2 separate regions of the Homo sapiens genome follow, and region 2 is linked to region 1. The links are chromatin contacts, found by Hi-C in ENCODE. All regions are on one chromosome and are shown on one strand. The core of a region is the stretch at or near the end of the contact, and the rest is flanking DNA. Distances in the headings are between cores, read along the strand shown. Region 1 holds the start of UFL1-AS1 (UFL1 antisense RNA 1). Region 2 holds the start of CCNC (cyclin C).

Region 1 (5,632 bases), core at 2,566-5,065:
GAGGAACTTTACCAGATCACACTTGATATGCTATCAGGGTAGCCATCAATTCAAATTATAAATGTGGCAATATTTTATTGCCCTTCATATTTTAAAGTGAGTCTAAGGATAGTGTCACAAATCATGTACAGAGTGCAGCTGAAGACACCATCAATCCTCCCCCATCATCTACATATCAAAATTCAACTTAAGTTTGTAGACACAAACACAACTATTACAATATTTTGTAGAGAATGGAAATTCTATTTCCCAAGTCTACACAAAGCTTGCTCTTCAAAAGAATCTCTCATCTGTTATTAAATAGCCACTTGGGATTCTTACCATTATTCTAGGCATGCACTGTATTGATTAAAGCTCTACTTAATATCAGATATCAGCCAACACTGAAATATCCTCCATTCAAATGCTTATTACCCATTCAAAATAACTGAAAATGTAGTTAGAGTATATGGTTGCTAGGTGGAGATATTTAAGTTATATGATCTCAGAGTCTGAACAAATGTGCATCCCATCAAAGGTCTAGACCAGAGCTGTACAATAAAACTTTCTGTGAAGACGAAGATGTTTTTCTAAACTATCCCATATGATAGCCATGAGGCACATGTGACTACTGAGAATCTGAAATGTGGCTAGTGCAACTGAAGGACCACATTATCAATTGTATTTAATCTTAATTAATTTAAATGTAAATAGCTTTATATGGCTATTGAGTACCATACTGGACGAAACAAGCCTAGTCTCTAGAAAATATAACCATGAATTATTCTTATGGTTTCCTTTCTTAGGAATAAATGTAAATGTTAGTAATATTAACATAGTACTATTTTACCAAAGTATAATGCTGCACCAAAACATTTACACTGACTTACTCACATAAAGGACATTTATAGAATACAGCAGGTACTATGTACTAGTTGTCACGCTAAGTGCTGAGGAACTTTCAGGAGTTCCTTTAGGAGCTCAGGATATTGAGAGATGCAGTAAATAAGTTAATAAACTACAATATAACTTTTCTTGCTATTAGAGGCATCTAAATAAAGAAATGTGGAAACACAACATATACAATAACTGTAGGAGTTTAAAAGGTTTCATTGAAGACTTTAAAGCTGGGATACCATGAAGAAATATGTTACAAAATAATATGCGGGGATGAGGGTCGGGGGCGTGGGGAAGTGGACAGGCAATCCAGTAAAGACATGGGGTCCTGAAAGGGCTTGGCAAGGCTAGGATACAGCAGACTATTCTCCATGTGTTGTGCAGCGGCAGAGATGTGCAGCTCCAGTCTGACTGTGAGAGTCTTACATAGGAAGCAAGAAGTTTGGCTGCCAAGTGATCACATACTGCCCTATACTTCCCCTATTGTTAGAATTTCCACACTTTTATTGTAAGTACTTATCTTTTTAATCTGCTTCATTAGATTTCAAAATTGTTACGGCCAGACCATGTCTTCCTTATCCACCACTGTGCTCCATGGCATCTGATAGAGAATTAATAAATATGTGTTTTAGGAATGAATGTTTCTGCTTGTTTTGAAGCTTGATGCTCTCTGGAACCACACTACCTACCACCTTCCAAACTACCTCTTTGACTTCTGGTGTTTTCCCTCTTGGTCCATAATCAGGTAGCCATTGTCATTTTCTAGCAGTACTTAGTGGAAGGTTTTATGACTGAGTTCCTGTCTTTTAAATAAAGCTGGGGAATTTAATAGACAATTACGTTTATGGCATTGGATTTGAGTTGCCCACAGTAATGTACTTAGATGGAAAAGAAATTGAAATAGCTCCCCTTTACCAACTCTATCAATATATGATTAAAAGGAATATTTTTATTTTTTAGTTTTTAATTTTTGTAGGTACATAGTAGGTGTATATATTTATGGAGTACATGAAATATTTTGATGCAGGCATACAGCATGTAATTATCACATCAGGGTAAATGTGGTATCCATTACCTCAAGCATTTCCTTTGTGTTACAAACAATCCACTTGTACTTTGTTTTTTAAAATGTACAATTGAATTATTATTGACTGTACTTCCGGAAAGGTGTCCCAATCCAGACCCCAAGAGAAGGTTTTTGGATTTCATACAAGAAAGAATTGAAAGCAAATCCATAAAGTGAAGCAAGTTTATAAAGAAAGCAAAGGAAAAAAAAAATGGCTATTCCATAGGCAGAGCAACGGCTTGAGCTGCTGGCCTAAGGATACCTATAGTTATTTCTTGATTACAGCTAAACAAGGGGTGGATTATTCACAAGTTTTCCAAGGAAAGGTGTAGGCAATTCCCAGGGCTGAGAGTTCCTCCCCATTTTAGACCCATATAAGGTAACTTCCAGACGTTGCCATGGCATCTGTACACTGTCATGGCACTGGTGGGGGTGTCTTTTAACATGATAATGAATTATAATTAGCATATAATGAGCAGTGAAGACGACCAGAGGTCACTGTATTCATCATCTTGGTTTCTGGTGGGTTTTGGTTGGCTTCACTACTGCAACCTGTTTTATCGGCAAGGTCTTTATGACTTGTTTTTCCTGCCTGTGGACCTTCTATCTCACTCTGTGACTAACCTCCTGGGAATGCAGCCCAGTAGGTTTCAGCCTTATTTTACCCAGCCCCTATTCAAGATGGAGTTGCTCTAGTTCAAACGCCTCTGACAACTAGTCACCCTGCTGTGCTATCAAATACTTGATATTATTCATTCTTTCTAACTGGAATAATATTTTTTAAATAGTAAAGAGTGAGATACATGAACTCCAAATATCTGAGACAGGTCACAATCAACTCAGAAAGTTTATTTAGCCAAAGTTAAGAACTTGCATCCATGACATGGCACAGATCCTGACAACATGCGCCCAAGGTGGCTGGGGCACAGCTTGGTTTTACACATTTTAGGGAGACATGGGGCAGCAATCAATATATGTAAGATAAACATTGGTCTGATCTGGAAAAGCGGGGCAACTCCAAGTGGGGAGGAAGTTCCAAGTCATAGGTAGATAACAGACAGTTGCATTCTCTTATGAGCCTCTCCAAATGAGGCAATCAGACATGCATTTATCTCAGTGAGCAGAGGGGTGACTTTGAATAGAATGGGAGGCAGGATTCCCTAAGCAGTTCCCAGTATGACTTTTCCCTTTAGCTTAGTGATTTGGGGGTCCCATGATTTATTTTCAATTCATAAGATATAAAAAAGATATAAAAAAGAAAGGTACACCTGAGTAAATATCTACTCAACAGGGAAGCAGGATACATGTTCTCTTTGCTTTCCCTGTTTCCTTGATAGCCATGCACCTTATGTTTATATTCCTCATTATTTGATGAAGTTAATCATTGCAATAAGAGAAATACGAAAGACTCTAGAACTCTAGACACGAAAGCAATTATACAGCCTTTATGACACGCAAATTTATTCACTCTGTAAAAAAAAAGTAATTACTTTCGGTAGGGTCTCCCATGTATCTTCCAAAAGGCAGACTGCTCTGGGTGCATGTAAAAATTAACACGATACCCTATACAAAAGGGAATGCTCAGAGTTAACAGCTAGAGAAGAGAGGCGCCAATCTTAGACACAGGCTTATTCCTCCGCACCCTCCCCCAAAACAAATGGAGGACAGAAGAAAAAAGAAAAGTAGTTAATACAACTATTACTCTACGGAAATATTAGGGGTAGCGCAAACAAAGTTCTGACACTAAACTTTACTGAGCCCTGCATCCTGCCCACGACCCCCCCAGAAACACCTACGCACCACTCTCCTAGCCGCCGCAGCCCCGCCAGTCTCGCCGGGAGGAACCCCCAGCGCCGCGGTACAACCACGGCACTTCCGCCCGCCCCCCGCGCCTCGGGCGCAAGCGTTTGGTGTGTCTGCGTCGGGGGCGGAGCCTCTTGTCCCTCTGCGCGGCCCGTTCCGCCTCTCTTCTCCCACCGCCTGTCGGCTGACGTGTCTGCAGTTCCTCCGCGTCTACTGCGAGTCAGGCCGTGATGGCGGACGCCTGGGAAGAGATTAGGCGGTTGGCGGCCGACTTCCAGCGGGCGCAGTTCGCCGAGGCCACGCAGAGGTGCCCGACCCTCCCTCTCCTTTGTGGAGCCCAAATTAGGCCGTGGGCGGACACGCCTGTATCTGGGACTTTAGACCCGCGGCCCTGCATCCCGGGTCTTCTCGCTGCTTGTCACCATTCTCTCCTCCTCCCTCTGTCCCGAGCCTGGATCGCAGTTCCAAGTCCAAGGCTCGGCGGGAAAGTCCTCAGCCTAGGACGCCCTGGAGCCCCCCAGCCCAGCTGCAGCGAAATGCTGGCGCGCCCCGCCCCACCATGGACGGGGCCGGTGATTTCGAGCTGCCTTTATTGAGCATTTCTTTGACCCTCCCTCACCCACCAACCACCAAATCACTGTGACATCTTGGCTATTATACACTTCCTGATCTAGAATGAGCTCGAAAGGAGAGGCTAACCCCCGCCCCCAGTACAGTACTTGGCAAATAGTATGTTGATCCTTAAAACTTCTTGCCCTTTTATCTCTCGTAACAGACCTAGGGCTAGACCCCTGACCCCATCTGTTATTCAGGGCACTGACATTTTCTACAAGCCCACTAACCTTTGGAGGATGTGTCCAGAGGAGCCTAACTCTGCTTTTTAAAAATAACGCTAATAGAAGCCTTTCTATTCTTTGACTACTTCCTACCTGCGATGTTTTATTCCTTTTGAGCCGGAAGACAGCAATCCCCTTATGCTGTATTTTCTACCACTGATAGCAAACTCGTAACTGCATGGGTAACTAACGTGGGTAAAAGTTATGGTTTCACTAGGCCACATCCCCTGCCTGCTTGCAGACCATGTGTGTAAGTGAGGCAATTATGCACTTAATTTAAAAGAAAATTCTGATTAAACTGGAAATTAGGGCATTTTTTGTTTTGTTTTGTTTTGTTTTTTCTTTTTTCCTACCTAAATAAATGTCTTCAATTTTCCCTTCAGATTTGAAGATTGGAAGCAGGCCTGTAAGAGACAACAGACTTGAAATTTGTGATGGGATGATGTGTACCAATTAAATAAATGATTTAAGCATATGTAAACCTACTTACTCTGAAAGGTTTTTTTTTAACTTATTGAATCAGTTAGTGAAAAATACAGATATTGTGATGTAGAAGTTAGTGACTAAACAAACTTTTTAAAAGCCTGTTTTCATACATTGTATTAATTTTATTGAGCGCCAATGTCTCAAGTGGACTTTTGAAACAACTTTTTTTCTTTCCCTCAGGTTGTCCGAGCGGAACTGCATTGAGATTGTTAATAAATTGATTGCTCAGAAACAGCTAGAAGTAGTTCATACACTCGATGGAAAGGAATATATTACTCCAGCCCAAATTAGTAAAGAAATGAGAGATGAGCTACATGTCCGAGGTGGTAGGTAATTCTTTAGTGTTTTTTTTTTTCTTGGATTTTTGGAAGGGGCAAAACAAACAAACAAAACCCGTAAACATGTAATTGCATACTAAATTATAGATTGTAAGATATCGTTTTCAATTGTTAATTTGATAATCAGGCTTAATATTTTTACTGGGTTCATGCAAACATGGTCATATAATTTAAATGAACTCAAATGTTGTCACTTAAAATATTTTATCATTTTGAGTTATGTGTAC
Region 2 (5,447 bases), core at 627-3,126, 3.0 Mb after region 1:
CTATGAAAGCAACTGCCATGCTGATTTCAAAGATGTTAAAGTGTGAAAACGTGCATCTTAGAAGCATGAAATATAGCATATTTAATATCAATTGCCCTCTTTCACCAAATTCACCTAAGACAATGGCCTTTCATAATCTTTTCGTTTGTTTTTCCAGAATTGTCTTGTCTTCCACACTCGTTACCTTTTCCAGATAAGAAACTCCATGACTGCTCAAGGGATTTGAGCAAGGCAAAGTGGTCCCTTCTTTTAGGACTATTTGAATTGGGAGAAAAGAATAGTTTCAAAGAAGTACACTTAACTTTATAATAATTTTATATTTGAAAAGTGAAAACATATTTTTAGAATGCTATGAATAAATGAAAGCATAATGAGAACACTATTGAAAATAAGGCAGGATCTTTTTTTTTTAAGTTGAAAAACTGAAAAATCAACAGTCAGCTACTTGTCAATTCTCTCAGCTTCTTTCAGAGTTTATCAGAATATCTCTTCTCCACTACCTAAACTTTTTTTTTCAGGAGCTCTAACTCCAATACCTAAACTTTCGATACTTTAATTTTGCCCAAGCAATATTTCAGTGTGTGAAAACAATGCAACATATATACACACACATATATATATACATACACACACACACATATATATACACACACACACATATGATCAGTGGTAAAGCTTCTTTAACATGTCATCTCCACAGAATCACTTTATAGCAAGAGGAAAACCTGCTTTTCCTTAAATAGGTTACTGAGTTCATTGTTTCTTTTTTTCTCTTTGCAAAGGGCTAAAAAATGAACATCAGGAACAGATCCTATTCACAGAATCGAAATTTAAATTACTTACTAATGCTTTCTTAGCATAAAAAATTATACCAAGATACCTTGTCAAATTCTGTTCATCTTTCAACTATACAGTGGAAAGCCTACTCAAATGTTCAATTTACCCCATAACGCACCTTCCTGCCTGCTTAAACAAATGTATTTAGGGATAAATGTTTTTAATATTATTCTAGCTCTCACATGGTCACTGACAGAAACAAGAACTTATTCATGAAAAAGGTTAAAGAAACAGGTAAACAAAGTCACTGGAAAAATAGGCCTTTAAAACAAAATATAAAGCACAGGCTAATGAAATGGATAAATTTAGAGGGCACCTGCCCTATACCTTATCAATATAAAACTCCATCTAGACATAAAGTACGCGCAAGAAGCGGTTAGTAGGCAGAAACAAGCCAGACTCTCTCCTCTCCTCATAATATTAAATCCACTCAAGATATACAGTGAATGACAAAAGACCACGACGCCGATCACCCGAAGAAACCCCAGGTAAAAGCACGCCACAACTGTCCTGAACAGGTAGCCTCACAGTCTTGAGCTGAGTCACACTTCCCGTACCTGTGCCCACTCTATCCGACCCCCCGCGGCCTAGCTAAACCAAGAATCCGAAATTAAACTCCGAAACGTTCCTTCCCGGGAGACGAAACTCTCTCCCACCCCTCCCCCTCACAGATCCTTCCCTCCCCGAAACTGGGGCTGGGGGCGGGGAGGGGAGTCGCCTCAGAAAAGCGCATCTTGATTCTGACCGCTGCGGTCTCCCGTGAGGACCCCGGCACTCGGAACTGAGCTGGGATCCAGGCCCAGGGGAGTCACAGGCCCCGTCCTCACAGCTCCCCCAAAAACCGGCCCCAGGTGAGAAGACGGAAGATCGCTTACTAGTGGGAGCTCTGCCAAAAGTTCCCTGCCATGGAACACAGCTTGCCCTGATAAAAAAGCACCAGCCGGCGGAGCGGCCCGCGGAGCGACCATAGACCCAGCCCGTCCGGTAACCGCGCTCCTCGATCAAATCAGCTCGGCTCGACTCCGCTCCGCGGCGGCGACGGCGAAAGGAAGAGGATGGCCCCCTAGTCTCCTTCACGCCGGCCGACAACACTCAACTGTGCAAACCCGTTCCTATCGACAAAAGTTCCGGCCCGCGGTAGCGGAGGGAGCCGGAGGGGAGGTGCTGACCCTTGGAGGTGCTGAGATTGAAGAGAACTAGTGTTCACGAGAGCTCGCGGCGGTTGGAAGGCTCTCGCGAGAGCGTCTTGAGAATTCTGGCCGGGGGCCCAAGCCGCTCGGTCTCCTGTCTTCAGCACGGGAGTTGCTGAGTGGGTCTAACCTAGGCGAAGTGGCTCAGATACGGGGTTCTGTTATTACCTCTTCCAGGACTTCAAAAACAGAACAATGTGGCATTGTAATAAAGTACAAGGTTTTGTGACTTATTTTTCCTGTGATTGGAAAGAGAAATAAATGAAGATGACTTTGTTCTCAGGGATCAAGTGTTCCTTTTTTTTTTTTACTTTATTTATTTATTTATTTTGAGACGGAGTCTTGCTCTGTCTCCAGGCTGGAGTGCAGTGGCACGATCCCGGCTCACTGCAAGCTCCGCCTCCAGGAGTTCAAGCGATTCTCCTGCCTCAGCCTCCCGAGTAGCTGGGACTGCAGGCGCGCACCACCATGCCCAGCTAATTTTTGTATTTTTAGTAGAGATAGGGTTTCACCATGTTGGCCAGGATAGTCTCAAACTCCTGACCTCGTGATCCGCCCTCCTCAACCTCCCAAAGTGCTGGGATTACAGGCGTAAGCCACCGCACCCTGCCTGTTTTTTACTTTTGAGACGGAGTCTGGGTCTGTCACCCAGGATGGAATGCAGTGGCACAATCTCGGCTCACAGCAACCTCTGCCTTTCCAGTTCAAATGATTCTGCTGCCTCAGCCTCCCAGGTAGCTGGGATTACAGGGATTACAGGCGCGTGCCACCACGTCCATCTAATCTTTGTATTTTTAGTGGAGAGGGGATTTCGCTAGGCTGGTCTGGAACTCCTAACCTCAGGTGATCCGTCAGCCTCAGCCTCCCAAAATGCTGGGATTAACAGGCGTGGGCTACCAGGCCCGGCCTGGATCAGGCGGTTTTTTTTTTTTTTTTTTTTTGAGACGGAGTCTTGCTCTGTCGCCCAGGTTGGAGTGCAGTGGCGCTATCTAGGCTCATTGCAACCTCTGCCTCCCAGGTTCAAGCGATTCTCCTGCCTCAGCCTCCCAAGTAGCTGGGACTACAGGCTCACACCACCACGCCCAGCTAATTTTTGTATTTTTAGTAGAGACAGGGTTTCACCATGTTGGCCAGGATGGTCTCCATTTCCTGACCTCGTGATCCGCCCACCTCGGCCTCCCAAAGTGCTGGGATTACAGGCGTGAGCAACCGCGCCCGGCCGCGATCTTTTTTTTTTTTTTTTTTGAGACGGAGTCTCGCTCTGTCGCCCAGGCTGGAGTGCAGTGGCGAGATCTCGGCCGCGATCTTAATGGAGTTATTTTGGAGTGATAAAGTGCAAACTTACAGAGCAGCGGAATCAACAGTTTTGCAGAACATCTAAAAATATTCATGCATATATGTATGCACATGTATGTACATGTATGCACCTAATAGAAACATACTGCAAAAAAAGCCATAATTTAATTTTACAAGACGAAATATTTTGTATTTTCCATTTCATTTTCATTGTAGCAATGCATTTATTGTAAAACTTATAATTATTTTTCTAAATAATTGGACACTCCAGAAACTTGTTTATAGACAGTCAGCATCTGAGGCAACTTAAGACAGTATTTTTCACATTGTAGGTGGAGACCAATTAGGGTGTGGTAAAATTAAGTATAATCATTTTCCTAAATAGAACAGAAAATACTAGGTAAATCAGAAATAGCAAGGATATTATATTTAAATTTGGTTCAGTTATATATGTGTGTATATACATACACAAACACACATATACACACACAGTCAAGATGTGAAATGCATTTGTTTGTATGTGAGAATTAGTCTGCATCAGGTGTGGTGGCTCACGCCTGTAATCCCAGCACTTTGGGATGCCGAAATGGGCGGATCACTTGAGGTCAGGAGTTTGAGACCAGCCTAGCCAACATGGTGAAACCCTGTCTCTACTAAAAATACAAAAATTAGCGGAGTGTGGTGGCGTGCACCCGTAGTCCCAGCTACTCGGGAGGCTGCAGCACAAGAATCGCTTGAACCCAGGAGGCAGAGGTTGCGGTGGGCAGAGATTGTGCCACTGCACTCCAGCCTGGACAACAGAGTGAGACTCCAAATCCAAAAAGAAAAAGAAAAAAGAATGAATTAGTCTGGATAAGCTACACTAGGTGAAATTGTGGTAACACCTCCCCACCCCCACCCCTAATCAGCATAGCTTAACATCAAAGTATTTTACATGTCATACGTCACTCCCATAAAGTCCCATAAAGTCGGCTTGCTCTCCTTGGTGGTTGTCTTCCAGATTTTCAAGAATGTAATATTTATATATCCTTCAATTACTCCATCTTGATGGTCTTTACTTCTAGGTTTAAAATCTTTCTAGAGAGAGCACAGAGGACTCATACTAACTCTTACCCAGGGTTAAGAGCCTTGAAACAGAAACAACCCAATCACTTTCTCTCATGGGCCATTGACCAGAATAGACACATGCCTCCAATTTTTAACTGTGAAGAAAGCTGAGGCCAGGCACGGTGGCTCACGCCTGTACTCCCAGCACTTTGGGAGGCCAAGACAGGCAGATCACGAGGTCAGGAGATCAGACCATCATGGCCAGCATGGTGAAACCCCGTCTCCACTAAAATACAAAAATTAGCCGGGCATGGTGGCGCATGCGTGTGATCCTAGCTACTTGGGAGGCTCAGGCAGGAGAATCGCTTGAACCTGGGAGGCGGAGGTTGCAGTGAGCCAAGATCGCGCCACTGCACTCCAGCCTGGGTGTCGGAGTGAGACTCTGTCTCAAAAAAAAAAAAAAAAGAAAGAAAGCTGAGAAATGTAAACGAGTGTGTAGTATACTTCATGAACACTACTGTCTGTTACACTACAGATCACAATAGAAAATATTGGCAGGGCGCGGTGGCTCAGGCCTGTAATCCCAGCACTTTGGGAGGCTGAGGTGGGCGGATCACGAGGTCAAGAGCTCGAGACCATCCTGGCTAACACGGTGAAACCCCGTCTCCACTAAAAACACAAAAAATTAGCCGGGCGTGGTGGCAGGCGCCTGTAGTCCCAGCTACTCGGGAGGCTGAGGCAGGAGAATGGCATGAACCCAGGAGGCGGAGCTTGCAGTGAGCTGAGATCGAGCCACTGCACTCCAGCCTGGGCGACAGAGTGAGACTCCATCTCAAAAAAAAAAAAAATAAATAAAAATATATATATATTTATCTTTATATTTATATTTAAAAGGCACTACCTTAAGAAACTCCAGGCCATGGGCTAGTTCACAGATTCAGGATTTCTTCAACTCTCTCAGGGTTTGTTTTGTTTTTGTGAAACTGGCATCATCCAGAAGATAAGGATACTGCAACGAATTAGTATTACTAATGTTTTATTCTAAGCGATCCTATTATACTTTGTTGCTATTACTGG

The links. A loop is a pair of places that touch in the nucleus more often than their neighbours do. Pooled maps may share reads with other maps.
Region 2: a pooled map shows a loop between it and region 1 (18-fold over the local background). The contact joins the promoter of CCNC here to the promoter of UFL1-AS1 in region 1. A Hi-C loop is called at or near these places in 8 of 50 pooled maps.

The regions. Positions count from the first base shown.
Region 1 is chr6:96,517,899-96,523,530 of GRCh38, forward strand. UFL1-AS1 (UFL1 antisense RNA 1) reads right to left here and starts at 3,816. Exons shown (of 4, transcript XR_007059687.1): 1 at 1-3,816. UFL1 (UFM1 specific ligase 1) reads left to right here and starts at 3,908. Exons shown (of 19, transcript NM_015323.5): 1 at 3,908-4,052; 2 at 5,248-5,393. The coding sequence starts at 3,976. RefSeq lists enhancers at 1,751-2,624, 2,625-3,496, 3,497-4,368, 3,513-3,702, 4,369-5,240.
Region 2 is chr6:99,566,784-99,572,230 of GRCh38, forward strand. It overlaps CCNC (cyclin C), which reads right to left and starts at 1,877. Exons shown (of 12, transcript NM_005190.4): 1 at 1,713-1,877. The coding sequence starts at 1,744. It also overlaps the pseudogene TSTD3. RefSeq lists enhancers at 1,575-1,654, 1,775-2,064, 2,185-2,234.